Regions from separate parts of the Mus musculus genome. Here region 1 is linked to region 2. A link is a loop called in an ENCODE intact Hi-C map of the cell type or tissue named here. Cell type or tissue: gastrocnemius. All regions are shown on one strand. Each heading gives the region's core, and the rest is flanking DNA. Links, peaks and the distances in the headings are about the cores only. Region 1 overlaps Rfwd3 (ring finger and WD repeat domain 3). Region 2 overlaps Glg1 (golgi apparatus protein 1).

The links. Hi-C counts contacts between places; a loop is a spot of excess contacts. Peaks named below come from ENCODE experiments on the same cell type or tissue, not always from the same donor. Only the 100,000 strongest peaks of a DNase experiment are listed, where the experiment ranks them.
Region 1: it touches region 2 in a loop (2.2-fold over the local background); 3 of 42 quality-filtered maps call a loop at or near these places.

Annotation. Positions count from the first base shown.
Region 1 is chr8:111,281,587-111,286,962 of GRCm38, reverse strand. It overlaps Rfwd3 (ring finger and WD repeat domain 3), which reads left to right. Exons shown (of 13, transcript NM_146218.4): 7 at 3,574-3,688; 8 at 4,218-4,446. Among named protein-coding and RNA genes, the nearest start is that of Rfwd3, 16 kb to the left of the region's middle. In gastrocnemius, for the core only: a CTCF peak has its summit at 2,423 (motif pointing right); no DNase peak of the experiment used is centred there.
Region 2 is chr8:111,162,538-111,167,913 of GRCm38, reverse strand. Glg1 (golgi apparatus protein 1) reads left to right here. Exons shown (of 26, transcript NM_009149.3): 19 at 2,220-2,357; 20 at 4,020-4,143; 21 at 5,134-5,276. Among named protein-coding and RNA genes, the nearest start is that of 9430091E24Rik, 20 kb to the right of the region's middle. In gastrocnemius, for the core only: no CTCF peak of the experiment used is centred there; no DNase peak of the experiment used is centred there.

The sequences.
Region 1 (5,376 bases), core at 79-5,078, 120 kb before region 2:
TGAGTTCGAGGCCAGCCTGGTCTACAGAGTGAGATCCAGGACAGCCAGGGCTACACAGAGAAAAGAGTTCAAGGTCAGCCTAGGATTCCTGAGACTGAAGCTCAAAGGAAAAAAAATTTCACCGTATTTCATGTTTTGTTTGTATTTTGAGACGGTCAGACTCTTAGCCTGGGTTGACCTGGAACTACCAGTGATCCTCTTGCCTTTGTCTCTCCAGGGCTAGAATTACCAGTGCACACCACTATGTCCGGCTTGGCGTGTTTCTGCTTTTGATTGTGTGTCACTCTTCCCCTTAAAATAGCTTTCTTTCAGAAGATCTGTTAAGTGAAGTTTGCACATAGAGTGCATGGGAGAAAAAAAAAGAACAAAGCCATCGTAGACTCTACTCTGAATAGTTGCTAATAGCCAGGAAGTAAGGCAGAGGCAGATATATCTCTTAAGTTCAAGGCCAGCCTGGTCTACAGAGCAAGGAGACAGCTAGGGCTATAAAGAGAAACCCTGTCTTCCGAGACATGGCTCAGTGGATGCAAGCCCTCTCTGTACAAGCATAATGACCTGAATTTGATTGTTAGAACCCTAGAACCCCTGGTAGAGAGAAAACCCACTCGCAAAGTTACCCTATGATTTCCACACGTATGTGGTGTGGCACACAATCACCCACATTCTCATATAATACAATTTTTTTCCCCAAATGGTGACATGTTCATAGGCAAAGAAGCAGGTGAATCACACGTCTGAGGCCGAGACTGGAGACCCAGCTCAGTGGCACTTGGCTGGCACACACACAGCCCTGGGATTCATCTAGGACAAGAACAAAAGAAAGTAACAATGTCCAGCAAGTTCCACACTTCCTGTACCACATACACCCTGTCTCTATAAAGAAAAGGAAGACTTAAGTTTAAAATATCCACCATTGAGAAAGTTTCGGATATGATTATTCACATTTTACTGGTAAAGTTTGAATGTTTAAATACTTAGAGCTGGTGGTGCCATTTGAGAGGCCATGAAACCTTTAAGAAGCCAGGATTGGCTGCCAGAATGATTCACTGGGTAGGGCGGGCCTCAGGAGTTAACCTACTCAAAAAAGTTAACCTAGCTTGACCCCTCCACTTCCTGATGGCAGAGATGTAAGTGAGCTGTCAGGGAGCCACCTGTTGCCATGCCTTCCCTCTCAGCGTCACCTCATGCTGTCACCATATGCTGAGAGCCAAAACAAATCTTTCCTCAAGGTGTTCCTTGTTGAGATCTGGTCACCTCAATGAGAAAGGTTAGTTTATAGCTGTCAAGTGCAAATGCGTAGTTATCCTGCTCCCGTAAAGTAGTTCTTTAAAAAAGTATATTTGCAAAGGTTTAGTTGAAAATGATTTATGTTGCTAATAATCTAGCTCAAGTAGATTAACTAGTTGAGTAAACTGATACCATTGTAGCATAATAATAGACATTGCAAAAGTGGTTAAAGTGCACACATGTCAATAAAAACATTGTGACTACATTTTTGTAAGTCAGGTTTTCTCCTTGAGGCCCTCCTTGGCTGTCCTGGGACCCCACACTGCACCTTTGTACTATTGAATCCTACTTTTTGCCATTTTTGTTTTAGGCCTTTATGAAAAGTCAGTCCGTGCAAAGAGGCCTTGTTGTGCTTTTCTGAAGTCACAGCTGCTCTGAAGATGGCTAGATCACTGACTAGAGCCCATGAGTTCTCTTGGAGAGCAACTCGGGCAATCTGCAAAGAAGTCTGCTTTTTAAGTATTGTGGGGGCATTTTGTTGTTGTTTGGGATGGTCTCCACATTGTCTAGGCTGCTCTGGAACTCACATTGTAGACAAAAGAAGCCACTCATTGGTGACCTTCATGCCTCCTGAGTAGCTGTACCACCAGGCTCAGCCTGAGTTGGCTTCCATGATCACGATGTAGCCCTGAGTGATCTCTTAAATTTGTGTTTGTCAAAGACGCTTTTAACTCTGAGGTCTAATATCATGGATTATCAACTGCTATAGTGTGATTTACTAGACACTGTGGTGGTTTTTTGTTTGTTTGTTTTGGTTTGGTTTTTGGTTTTTTTTCGAGACAGGGTTTCTCTGTATAGCCCTGGCTGTCCTGGAACTCAGAAATCTGCCCGCCTCTGCCTCCTGAGGGCTGGGATTAAAGGCGTGTACCACCACGCCCAGCTTACTGTGTTCTTTTTGCACAAAATTTTTATTGCTAACTCAAGCATTTTGTTCCATGGCCTGGCTTTTTGTTTTCCTTTGTTGTTTGGAGACATGGTCTTACTGAGTCCAGCTGGCCTTGCTCTTGGTAGACAAGGATAATTCTGAAATCCCCCCCCCCCCCCAACCTTGTCTCTCTTAACGATTCTTTATGTAATATACATAGGATGGGTATTTGGTCAGCATGAGTATGTGTGTGCCTGGTATTCTCAAAGGACAGGAGAGGGCAGCAGAACCCCTAGAATTGGAGTTCAGACAAGTGTGAGCTGCCATGTAGGTCCTGGAAACTAAACCCTGGTCCTGTGTAAGAGTAATAAATGCCTTTCATTGCTGAACCATCTCTCCAGCCTTCTTTTTTTTTTTTTTTTTTTTTAATGTGAGTACATCGGTGTCTTTAGACACACAAGAAGAGGGCATCAGATCCCGTTACAGATGGTTGTGAGCCACCATGTGGTTGCTGGGAATTGAACTCAGGACCTCTGGAAGAGCAGTTGGTGCTCTTAACTGCTGAACCATCTCTCCAGCCAGCCCTCTTAATATAGTGTTTCTTCTGTTGTCTTTGCTTTGAACTAAAGTCTCTGTAGCCCAGGAATGACTCTTAATTTCTAAGCTTACGTGATTCCCCCTCCCTCAGACTCTCCTTAGTTAGTAGTATTATAAGCATATGCCAACATTTTCCTGCTCATTTGAATTTCTCATAAATAAATGAGTGACTTGTCATTGCCGCTTTCATATCGTTTTCTCTGCTGTTTCAGTCAAGTGAAATATTGTTCTTGTTTTTGTGTTTCTTATTTTGAAATTATCTTTAAGTGTATGCAAATTTATGGTTGTGTAATGTTATTTTTTTGTACCTATTCATGCATTTTGCGTTTATTCTAATTGGCCTTTTGTTAGCATTTGCTCAGTGTAAACTTCCTTGTCTTTTAAAGCTTTAGCCTTTTTAGTGCTGTTAACTTGATTGCTATTTAGTTTGCATACTTTGTGATAACCAACATTAGTTGATTTTTCCCTTACTCCAATAGATAATCTTGGTTTGTTTTTTTTTTTTAATCTTTCAAGTTTAATTTTTTGTAATTTGTCTTAGCTCAAAGCAGTGAATTGGTTCTCTCCCTCATTTTCCTATGCTATTTTTAGTCTCCATTCTGTAGTAGAAGTCCTATTTCTGGCTTCCATTGCTTGCTTTTAACCAGTGGGCTGGCTGTTTAGCCCCACGTGCTACTAAAGAGATTATTTTGTGCTTTATTGAACTGCAATGACATGCTTATAGTAAAGTGTGTGTATCACAATATGAGCTTACTGTGTCGGCTTGCTGGGACGTCTTCTGCAGCTCTCCTAATGCTCCTCTGTCCCTGGCTTTTCCCTTCTAGTGACTTACTGAATGAGCAAATGCTCAGGAAGCAAGCTGAGTTAGAGTCTGCACAGTGCCGGCTCCAGCTTCAGGTCCTTATTGATAAGTGCACTAAACTCAATAGCCGTGTCCAGGTGAGTTTGTCCTTCCTAATTCAGAAAACTTCTGGAATCAGAATTCAAAAGAAGGGCAGTTTAAGAAGAACCTAAATATTACTTAGGTTTATCTCAATGATAGGACATTTACCCCAAACCCAGGGCTTCAGACATAGCAACCATTAAAGATTTCTTTACCCTAATATTTACTTTCTTTAGTTCAGTTACTTAATACTGAGTTTCAGTTACTCTGAAATTCAGTTGAGAGTCGTGTCGTTTTCGTGATTGGCAAGAAATCTTTTATCCAATCAAGAAATCATTCTAGCTGGGTGGTGGTGGCACTCACCTTTAATCCTAGCAGTTGGGAAGCAGAGGTAGGCAGATCTCTGTGAGTTTGAGGCCAGCTTGGTCAATGGAGTAAATTCCAGTATGGCCAGGGCTACACAGAGAAACTGTCTTGGGGGTGCCAGGGGTGGGGTTGGGGGTAGGGGTGGGGAGGGGGACAAAAAGAAGAAAGAAACCCAAAGAAGAGGGGAAGCATTCACTTATAGCATCTTTTATGTTGTAGGACTTGGAAAAGTTTGTTGTGCGGCATCAGAACTCAGCTGCGCAGCAGTGCAGTCGCTCGAAAGCACTTTGTGGGAAATGCCTGTCCTCCAGCCAGAGCCCAGGCAAATACAGCTCAGAAAAGACCTTCACCATATCTCAGACGGGAAAATGCCGAATCTTGGCCTATTGTGATGGTCTGAGCTGCCTGGTGGCCTCCCAGCCCTCCCCTCAGGCCTCCTTTCTTCCAGGTAAACAACTCACTCTCTGAGATCATCATTATGTACTACTTCCCTCCCTTCCCTTTCGGAAGGATCTTGGACTCAGTGGTGATTAAGTACTGGTAACAGGCTACCAACTCACTTTTGTTTGTCTCTCTGTCGGTTTGCTGTCTGTCTGTTAGTTTAATGCAAGTGCTTCAGATGCTACAAAGATGCCTTTCATAGCTTGGCATGTTGGCACATGCCTTTAATCCCAGCACCTAAGAGGCAGGCATAGACAGATCTCTATGAGTTCCAGGCCAAGCCAGCCTGTTCTATGTAGCAAGTTCCAAGAAAGTTAGGCTACATAAAGAGATCCTGTCTCAAAACAAAAGACCATATCTTTAATAGCTGGGTCTGCTGTCACATTTGTAGCGGCAGCATTCAGGAAGGTGAGGCACAAGTTAGGCCACTGTGGTGTACACAGTGAGATCCTGTTCCTGTCTGGAACAAATAGAAAAATGTCTCTTTCAGCTACAAGTAGTTCTTTAATCACTGCATAGCCTTCTGCTATTCTTTAAAAAAAAAAAATCTTCCACAAATATTGGTTTTACTTTGCAAATTACCAATACCAGTAGCAGTGTTATCCTGAGAGAGGATGTAGGTGGAAGTGTCCTTTGTCACTGCTGCAGTCCAAGAAGAAAAAATATACCCTGTGTGTCATTTGCATTACAGATTGATTTGCAAGCCAGGCATGGTGGCGCACGCCTTTAATCCCAGCACTCAGAGGCAGAGGCAGGCGGATTTCTGAGTTCAAGGAGTGAAAAAAAAAAAAAAAAAAAACCAAACAAACAAAAAAATCCCAGTGCAAATGAATCTGAATCTGTTTTGGTTTTTTTTTTTGGTTTTTCCAGACAGGGTTTTCTCTGTATAGCCCTGGCTGTCCTGGAACTCACTTTGTAGACCAGGCTCGCCTCGAAC
Region 2 (5,376 bases), core at 307-5,306:
AACACCTTGCCCAGCAGCAGAATCCTTATTAGACATCAAGTAAAATCACCCATGAACTTTTTCAAATAACACAGAAGCAAATCCCAGAATCACCAGGGTTTGAACTTAAGGTTTTCATGATTTTTTTTTTTAAGGTTTGCTTATTCATCTACCAAGGCCCAAGCTAGGTTCTTTAGCCTCTGAGAGGCTTTCTTCCCTGTCTTCTGTCCATACTTTGCCTTTGTCTAAAGTCTGAATTCTCCGTTTCCCCGCTTTTGTAGTTAGTCTTTCTATTAGGTTTAGTTTCTGTTTGATGGAAATGAGATCGGGCAGGATCTTGCTCTCTAACACGGTGGGCACTTGTCAGCACAGATTCTTCTTCTGGGTGCCATTCCTTCAGATACAGCTTTGCTTTCCCTTCCTGCGGAATCCTGTGGACAGGTGTTGCACCCAGGTCTGTCCCTAGTGACCTTTTCCATCTCCTTCTTAATGGTTTCCAGTCTTGCTTACTTTGTGTTACATTTGTTACAATTGCTCAGGGTGCCGGGGCGTGGTGGCACAGGCCTTTAATCCCAGCACTCGGGAGGTGGATTTCTGAGTTCGAGGCCAGCCTGGTCTACAAAGTGAGTTCCAGGACAGCCAGGTCTATACAGAGAAACCGTGTCTCGAAAAAAAACAAAACAAAAAAAAAATTATTCTTCAATTTCTCCCTCTCCTTCCCTCCCTTCCCTCTTCCCAACCCCCCCCCCCCCCGTTTGCTTTTTAAGACAGGGTTTCTCTGTGTAACCCACGCTGTCATGGTACTCAATATTTAGAGCAAGTTGGCATTGGATTTACAGAGAGACCCATCCCTTTGTCTCTGCCTCCCAAGCACTGGGATGAAAGAAGCCTGTGCCACTGTTGCCAGACAGGTCTCTCATTCTTTTGTTTGTTTGGTTTTTTGTTTGTTTTCCAGGCAGGGTTTCTCTGTGTAGCCCTGGCTGTCCTGGAACTTACTCTGTAGACCAGGCTGGCTCAAACTCAGAAATCTGCCTGCTTCAACTTCCCAAGTACTGGGATTAAAGGTGTGCGCCACCACTGTCCAGCTTTTTTTTTTTAATATTATTTATTTATTATTATTTATACGAATACACTGTAGCTGTCTTCAGACACACCCCAGAAAAGGGCATCGGATCCTATTACAGTTGATTGTGAGCCACCATGTGGTTGCTGGGAATTGAACTCAGGACCTTTCAGAAGAGCAGTCAGTGCTCTTAACCGCTGAGCCATCTCTCCAGCCCAATTCTCTCATTCTTTAAACAGTACCATTGAGCTTTTTCAGTTCTTAAATCTCTGCTTGCTTCTTTTTATAACTATATATTCTAGATTCTTGTTTATCATTTTCTACTTATTGCTTCTAGGGCATTTACATGTGTTTTTGCAGTCTCCTTTGAGTGGTCTATTACCTTTTCCTCTCAGGTTTGAGTTCTTGGCTTATGTATCATTTCTTAAGGTGTTAGTGTGATTTAACAAGTTAATGGTTTCTAGTTGTGCCTAACGTCCTTCAGAGAAGTATTGTGACTTCATGCTGCAGCCCTGACTTGGCACTGCTCCCCACCTGCTTTCCTTGGTTACATGTCTTACATTTGGTATAGTAAGGAGACTACTTCAGTATATGCTTACCTTAAAATCCATCCCATGACGCTCTTTATAGTGTCACTCCACCTCTGCTGTCACAGCTCCTCATAGTTTGCCTTGAAGATGGCATTGGATACAATTCACACTTAACATCTAACACTGTTCTTATAAAATATGTGTTGAGTTTAATCAAATTTCTAGACTTTATACCTGCTCTCTAGTCAGAGAAGTCAACTGTGTGCTCCACGAGGAATCCTTACAAGGAGTGGCTCAGGAAAGCAGAAGAAATCAGAAAGCCTAAATGGGTTCTTTTTAGATTCCAGTACAGCCTGCTAATCACTCTGAATTTTTGTAATTTGGTTCACTGTTGGCCCTAAGGTTATATAAATGCATGAGAGTAATTCTCCTTAATGAGAGAATCCTTACTCCTATTGCCTGGAATTAGAAACAAAAGGTCCTGGGTTAGAAAAACAGTGAGTGTGTCAGTCAGAATCGATGACTTTCAACCCGACACACTTCCTAACACAACCATAACTCTTGTGTTACATGTGACTGTTTGTTTACTAGATGAACTGTGAATTTCTCGTCTATTTCCTAACTCAGCTGGAACTCTTCTGTTGCAGATTATTGAATGTCTAAAAGAAAACAAGAAGCAGCTGAGTACCCGTTGCCACCAGAAAGTATTTAAGCTGCAGGAGACGGAGATGATGGACCCAGAGCTAGACTATACTCTGATGAGAGTCTGCAAGCAGATGATTAAGGTAAAAGACCAAGGGCGACCTAAGTGACAATAGCAGTGTGATCCTTTCCCGTTGTGTCCTGTTAAACACAGCCAACATGGTGATGCCCTCGGCTGTGGGTCTACAGTCCAATAGCATTGTCTTCACCTGCCAACTTGTGTGTTCCTGAGCTCCAGAGTCTCTGGGAGTGGAACAGTGAGAGTGTCCATTAGCCCTCTAAGCAACATGGATGCTGCTCATGTTGGGAAAATTACAGAACTGAACTAACTAGCTTGCTTTGAACAAAGTTCAGCTAAATAGGTTGCCAGGAAAGGTGGGCTAAAAAAGCCACAATCCAGTGTTTTTTTCAGATCATATCCCACACTCTCAAGATGTTGCTTTCTGTTCAAGATTTTTACATTTTACTTAATGTGTATGAGTCTTTTGCCTGGGTGTATGAATGGATACAGTATATGTGCCTGGGGCCCACTGAGACCGGAGAAGGCATTGGTTTCTTAGAATTAAAGTTACAGGTGGTTATAAGCTGCCACGTGGGGGTGGTGAGCTGAACCCAGATCCTCTGTAAGAATTACAGCAAATGCCCTTGTCCATTAGCCATCTCTCACCTGCAAAATGTGTAGGTATTCTATATATTCGTTTGCTTCAAATAATCTACCAGTGACTGTTTATTGGTTTAGGTTTTGTAAGACAGGGTTTCTCTGTGTGGCCTTGGCTGTCCTGGAACTTTTTCTGCAAACTGATTGGCTTCAAATTCACAGAGATCAGCCAGCCTCTGTCTCTTGAGTGCTAGGTTTAAAGGTGTGTGCCACCACTACATGGCTTCCAGTGAATTTTCTTAATGGTCCTATACACACACACACACATACACACACACACGAAAATTAAAATTAAGGAAGTGCAAAGAAATGTTAATAAAATTTTCACTTCCTTTAAAATACCTGATTCTACCAATAACTGTTAGTGGGAATTTAATGTTTGTTTATTTGTGTGTGTGTGTGTGTGTGTGTGTGTGTGTGTGTGTGTGTGTGTGCACGCACATACCAAAGAGAAGAATGGCGGGGGAGGGGGGACACAAACACTAAAACAAGAAAGGGAGACCTTATGGTGAAGGAAGGATCCTAAGCAGAGTTTGAGTTGCCGTGACCAGACGTGCAGATTGACAAGTACAGATGGAGTTCATTACCAGCCCCAGACTGAGCTCTAATTGAAGGGAGGAGAGCAGAGTGTGTACAGGGGCTAACCTCACATTTGGATTACAGTGCTCACCCCAAATCCCTGTCCACATTAGTTAACAGTTATTCCTAAGTACTACCTCTGTGGCTGGGTAGGGATGGCCCGAGGGCATGGTGACTGTTCTGTTCATACTCATCAAGTAATGACATGTGTGAAACGGCCTGTACTGTAACATAGCCATAGTAATAGGAACCAAGCCCGAGCAGAATTTACATCCTGTGTGGTTGATGTCCAGTGTTGGCAGAGAGAAATGTGTGAAATGCAGGAGATAAAAAGTAAAGAGGGGCACCGGGGCTGGGCACTTACTGATGCTTAGCTGTTCCCTGCTTACGTCAAGTGATGCCTTGACTTGTGCTTCTGTGAGCTCCCTGGTAACTGGAAAAGCAATCACGGGTAGATTAGTTGCCAGTCTGAGATAGCCATTTTCATATAATTTTATTTTCTTTGCAGCGGTTCTGTCCAGAAGCAGATTCTAAAACTATGTTGCAGTGTTTAAAACAAAATAAGAACAGTGAATTGATGGATCCCAAATGCAAACAGATGATAACCAAGCGCCAGATCACCCAGAACACAGGTACCGTCTTGCTCAGCTCTACTGCTTCTGTTGAGTGCATCCCAAGTCGAACTTGCAGGACGTGTTGTTATCTGAGCCGTGCACTCTCCTCCTTTGCAGGCGTTCCAGAAAAATAGAATGAAGGTCAAAGGGAAAGGGTCGAATTTAAAAAACAAAAAATAAATCAGCATTAGAGTCCCTAGGACAGTAATTCTAGAGATTTACTCTAGAATTTCAAACTTCATGAGCACAGTCAATAATTTTCAGAGGGAAAATTTCAGCTCTTGCCTGGGAAACCTTGTACCTTAGTGGACAAAAACTGTTAGATATTTCTTTCAAAATTATCTATTACGGACAAGGTTTCTGCTGTCCAAATGATACCGTTTGTTTTTAAGTATTGGAGCACAGACCCCTGCAGAGGTGAGGGCTTCCTGAGAAGGAGTCAGGTGCCCTGAGCTGAGTCACATTGCTGGTGTTGGGGAGAATAGGTCTGGTAACAGGCACACTTAATCCAGCACATGAAAGACTGAGGCAGGAGGATTGTGAAGTTCATGCCTGCTGTCATACCTTCCCCTGTGAAGGGATGTGTTCCTTGAACTGCAGGAAGTCCGTCCCTCCTTAAAAACAACAGCAGTCCTGGCCTGATATCTCATCTGCTGTTAGCTAACTTAACAAATCAGCATTTATATTCCTGACTATTGACATACTGTGCCCCTATGACCCCCACCCCCACCCCTCTTTTGTTTTTTTGAGACAAGGTTTCTTTGTAACTCTGGCTGTCTTGGAACTCACACTGTAGACCAGACTAGCTCAGACTCAGAGAGATCCAATTGCTTCTGCCTCCTGAGTGCTGGGATTAAAGGCTTGCACCACCACCTCCCTCTTTGCTAATATGCACCCCAGCTAGTTGCACCCCAATTAATATGCCCCCTTTGAAAGATGAATTTCCAAAAATTTGTGAAAATCTACAGGTGAACCATTTTCTCATATATTAACATGTTTTTATTCTAGATTACCGCTTAAACCCTGTGCTAAGGAAGGCCTGTAAAGCTGACATTCCTAAGTTCTGTCATGGCATCCTGACCAAGGCTAAGGACGATTCAGAGCTAGAAGGCCAAGTTATCTCATGCCTCAAGCTGAGATATGCTGACCAGGTATGCTGGCCAGGCTCTATAGAGCTGTGTTGATGCGCATTTTTCCATGGACATCACTAGCATACTCCTGTTGCCATTTTTATGCCTTCCCCAAAATGGG